2 separate regions of the Mus musculus genome follow, and region 2 is linked to region 1. Evidence: chromatin loops called from intact Hi-C (ENCODE). Cell type or tissue: left cerebral cortex. All regions are shown on one strand.

Region 1 (2,500 bases):
AGGTGGGCAGAGGGATTTCAGTGCAGCTGGCTCACGAGGTGTGGAGGGTGGGCAGCTTAAGGACTAGATCATGTTTCTAGCCCTGCAAGGGTCAGTCGCCTACATTGCCCAGGCTTCCTCTAGAGCCATGGTCCTCAACCTTCCTTATACTGTGACTCTTTAATACAGTCTGTTATGTCGTAGTGACCTCCCAGTCATAAAATAATTTTAGTTGCTAATTCATAATTGTATTTTTGCTACTCTTACGAATTGTAATTTTTTTTTTTGAGATAGAGGGTTGCCAAAGGGGTTATGACCTGCAGGTTGAGAACAGTGTCACCGGTCCAGTGTCTAGACCAACGAAGCTGGAATCTTTGGGAATGGAGTCGAGAGGTGGATTTTTCAAAGCCTTGCAGACGGGAACCAGGTGATGCTCCTCATAGACAGGACCGGCGACCACAATATTTGAAAGCCCACAGCCTTTTTTGACACCTAACTTCAGGGCCTTGGAATTGACGTGAAGGGCAAAGCTAGGCAGGCTTAAGTTTGAATATTGAATCTGCTGAGATTTGCTGTGATCTTGGGCTAGGTGCCTGAGGTCCTGAGGAATCTACCTTTGAATTATCACAATATAATTATAACTAACCAGACTTGTAGGATTGTTTGGGATATTCGGTGAGATACTCAGGTCCCCGGGGAGTGGCTATTCCTCATTAAGGGTCACAGCACCCACCTCTTCCAGCCTGGTCCCGGTGGTCCCCTCCCCTCTTTTTTTTATCCAGCCTGGTAGCTAGGTTCTGACCTCAAGTCCCTGGCTGGCTCCTTGCTGATGGCCACAGCGTGCTCAGTGGTGCCCATCTTCTCCCGAGGAGGATGGTATCGACATTTCAAAAACAGTTTAATTATTCTGCGGCTGCCTGGCTATTAGCTGCGACAAGAGAGCTCAGGGCTATTTTTCAGCATTAATTTTCCATTTGAAATGAATTCCTTTTGGTTACACTTTTTAAATGTTTCTTTTAATTAGACGCAATTACTTCAGAAGAATTGCTTTTATTCCTCAGCCTGAGATCCCAGCGATAAAGTCGCTATCTGGCCCCACCGAACGGCCGGGACGGCTCATTTAGTCTCTGCACTAAAGTATATTGAACTAGGAAATTATACAGCGAATCAACTATTAATTCCTTTTATGATCGCTCACTCTAACATCTTGAATGAGATCTTCAGGGGGAAATTTAGTCACAATAGGGATCATTGTCTCCCCCCACCCCCTCCGCCCTCGCCACCCTTCCAGCCCTCCGCCTAGTGTGAGGGGAGCTATCCTGGTGATGGTCAAGGCACAGGGGCAGGATGCCACGGGGCTCATGGTTTTCCTGGGGTCTTTGGGGGTAGGGGGTAGATAGTACGGCGGAAGCTGCTTTGCTGAAGGAGTCCCTTTTCAGACCTCAAGAAGAAGGAGGATACTGTGACTATGTGGAGACAAAGTATCCCTGCCTTTGAAGGTCGGTTCTGTGGTTTGGTCCTTCGTGGTACGGTTCTTCAGGCGGCCTGGGAGCCAGTAGGTGGCGCTCTCCCACTGCGTTGGCAATTCTGTCTGCGCTGATGGAGGAAGCTTCGCAGTTACTTGGGAGACTCATTTTAGAGACCTTAGCCAGAAGCAAGCTTAACAGACAGGGAAACTGAGGTACAAAAATGGGTGTGTGATCACAGAAAAAGACTGAACCAGCTCTTTTGGTCCTTGGACCACGTCTCTGAATTTGACTCCCTGTATGGGATGTTGCTGGTGAAGGCTTACAGCTCAACTCACCTGTTCTCTGCCACTTCTACACTCCCAGCTGTCAGAAGGGGAGGGGCTGGGTAGGATCACTGGACTTCCAAGGGCACTTGGGATGGAAGGATTCTAGGGATGGAGTGAGCCAGAGGAGGGCCCCATGCTGGCTGTGACTGAAAATGGATTGTGTGCATTGTGGGATTACAGTTCTGGAGGGAAGAGTCACTAGAGATTCCAATGGGATGGGTATGTAGGTGTGTGCCTCAGTTTCTCTTAGGGGAGGCAGGTTTGAAAGATGGGTAGGAGGTTGGAGAGTAAGGAAGCTCACTGAGTAGAGGGGAGGGCCTGTGACATGGCCCTCCCTCTCCCTCAGGTTTATACACCTGCGCTGGGAGTTTTTTTTTCCACAGACTGTCCTGGCTGCTCTGTGCAGGACTGTGAGGGGCTCCTGCCCTCACAGGTGGAAGTGAAAGTGATCTCTGTCTGACCGGAAGAGTAGGGGTGGCTCCTCTAGGGTCAGAATCACCTTAGGACATTTGTGGCCAGGGATAGTAGCTACTGTCTGTGAGACTCCTCTGAGGACAGATTTTCAGGGGGGCTCTGAACATTCCATTTGTTTCCGATGAGAAAAAAAAAGTACATTTTTGTCTATTTTCAAGGTTCATTTCTTCCGGATTTTGAAGGAAATCAAAACATTTTCATGGGTCTCTGAAACATCATGGGCCCCCGGGGCACTACTCCTTTGCCCAAAGA
Region 2 (2,500 bases), 1.1 Mb after region 1:
GAATCATTTTCTATTGGTGATGAGCATCCACGTCCCGGCTTCTTTTCCTGGTCCAATTTAGAGTTCTCAAGTTATTCACAAATCAGCTCGGCATTCACAACAGTCCCACAGAGCAGCTACAGGACATGCTGCAATGTTAAGCCGTGCATTTGAACATACGCAAGTCTAGACAGACCCTGCACGTTTCTACCTTGTCACACTGACACCTGGATGTGTCCTGGAGTTGTGAATTTAAACTGATTTTTCTATAAAATTTTTATTTAAATTTAAACGTTTAAAATTTAAATGTTTGTGAATTTAAGTCATGGATACAATCTCATTTTAATTTTTGTTTGTATTTTGTCTTTATAAGTAAGCTTTTAATTGTACCTGCTGTGAGGGCCATTTCTAAACCTATATACATAGAAGTGAGACGAGATGGAGTCGGCATGATGCACTCATAAATACATATATGTTCATATACAGGCAACAGTATTAATTAAATAAGAGATCATAAAGCTGAGAGGAAGTTTGGGGACAGGAAGATGCTGAAGAGGATAAACTGTGGATTAAAATTGATATAAACAGAGTAATAGTAGCCATGTATGAAATTCTCAAAAATAATGAAAGGCAATGATAAAATGAATGCTTAAAACCTTTATATAAATATTTGCCTCTTGTTTTTAATAGTTTTTAGCATTTCAGAGGATATGGGTTTTTTTCTGAAAACAGGTAATTGTCTTGGTTTTTACATTTTACATATTTTTTATATTCTCAACATTAACTTCGGTGAGACTTTCAGCTGACATGAAATGTGAATATATGAAAATACATACCCGTTCTGAATAAATTCCATTTATATTTTAACCACCTAGGCTATTGTTTCCAATAGGACCAAAGTCATGGGGAAATTTTAAGGGTGTCAATATCGTTAGTGGTTTTTGCTGAGAAGTGAAAAGAGTAAATCAATCTTCTGTAAGAAATATCAGCTTATGAGTCACATGTCTCTGCTAATACTCACCCGACATAGTTATTCCACACCCAGCACCTGCAATAATAATTAAATTAAGCTCTCTCTTATGTTTTCATGTCTTCCCATCTCGTGAATATCACACATTTTCATTTTGAAGATATTTTTGCCAAAGTATAAGGACAGAAAGTATTTAACTCAGCAGCTCCCCATCTTGTACGGCATCCAATTGCGCCATCACTGCGACAGCTCCACATCCTTCATTTCCTTGCCTGGCGTATCTGACCTTGCACCCATCAAAAAGACCATTTTGCAGAGGAGAGCACTGAAGCTACTAGCCCGAGCAGAGCTCTAGCCACACAAAGGCTCCTCTCATCAGAAGCGCCTCCTACCGGCCTTTGAAAAAATGCTCTTTTGTGCAAACGCTTGCCTTCTTTTTATTTCTTCAGGGGCAGAGGTTTAAGGAGTCTCAATTTCTCCTCTAACAGGAGTTCTAGGTTAAAACATACAATGATGATACCTTAGAGGATGGGCAGATAGTGGGGAACTTTTGTGTCACCCTCAAGAGAAGGTTAGAGTTCTGTCCCAAATAGCTATAGAGAAAATACAAAAACAAAAACTACAACAGAAGCTGTGAAGATCAGCCTTGAAGTGAGGGGAAACACCTCTCTCTCCCTCCCTCCCTCCCTCCCTGCCTCCCTCCCTCCCTCCCTCCCTCCCTCCCTCCCTCTCTCTCCCTTTCTCTCTCTCTCTCTCTCTCTCTCTCTCTCTCTCTGTCTCACTCTCTGTCTGTCTGTCTGTCTGTCTGTCTCTCTCATCAGAAGGTATAAACAGCCTCCTTTCCCACACCACAGGCAGGCCTCATTTTGATATCTATGTTCTCCCAAGCCCACCTCTCCTGACCATCCACAGAAAAACAGAAGGCAGGAGGACGTCCTGTCTCCATTCCCGACCCCCTCTGCCCCTATTTTCTTTTCCTGACAGCCCTGGCAATAGCAGTCGCTGTCAGGCTGTAATTTAAAGCAAACCAATGCAAACTTGAACCAACTTTATGATGTGATTGACAGGCCGGATTGGAGAGTTATTTTCCCCCACTTGCATGAAATCCCTGCAAGCAGGTACTAAGATCCTAACACATCTCATATTATTCCTTAATCCACTCAGCAGCAATGTTTGGCATCCAGCTTTATAATAAAAGGTATCAATTAGGAGCTGTCGATGTTTTCTGAGGCAATATCTAATTACAGTCACTTGCTATAGGCGATCTTGTTAAAAAATTTGAACAGAATGAGTAAGTATTCCTGACAAGTTTAATGCATTATTAAAGGCGTAATTACTCAGTTATTGCTCATGTAATCCTGAGTTAATTATGTGACTTCAAAATTCATCACTTTTATGTTTATTGAACTTTGATAAGTTCACCCATATCTGATTTATCCCAGTGATCCATTCCCTTTTTTTTATTTCAGACCAGTTTGGAATTGAGCAGTCATTTTCCAAGCAGTGTCAGGGCATCCCAAACTGTCATTTGTGGAGGACACCAGCATGGAG

The links. Peaks named below come from ENCODE experiments on the same cell type or tissue, not always from the same donor. Only the 100,000 strongest peaks of a DNase experiment are listed, where the experiment ranks them.
Region 2: it touches region 1 in a loop (2.9-fold over the local background); 1 of 42 quality-filtered maps calls a loop at or near these places.

The regions. Positions count from the first base shown.
Region 1 is chr2:160,577,933-160,580,432 of GRCm38, reverse strand. The region is part of intron 1 of Gm14221 (a long non-coding RNA gene); the gene reads left to right. Among named protein-coding and RNA genes, the nearest start is that of Gm14221, 1.6 kb to the left of the region's middle. In left cerebral cortex, a CTCF peak has its summit at 1,538 (motif pointing right); a DNase peak (open chromatin) is centred at 1,543.
Region 2 is chr2:159,442,598-159,445,097 of GRCm38, reverse strand. No RefSeq gene overlaps it. Among named protein-coding and RNA genes, the nearest start is that of Gm25090, 300 kb to the right of the region's middle. In left cerebral cortex, a CTCF peak has its summit at 1,338; a DNase peak (open chromatin) is centred at 1,325.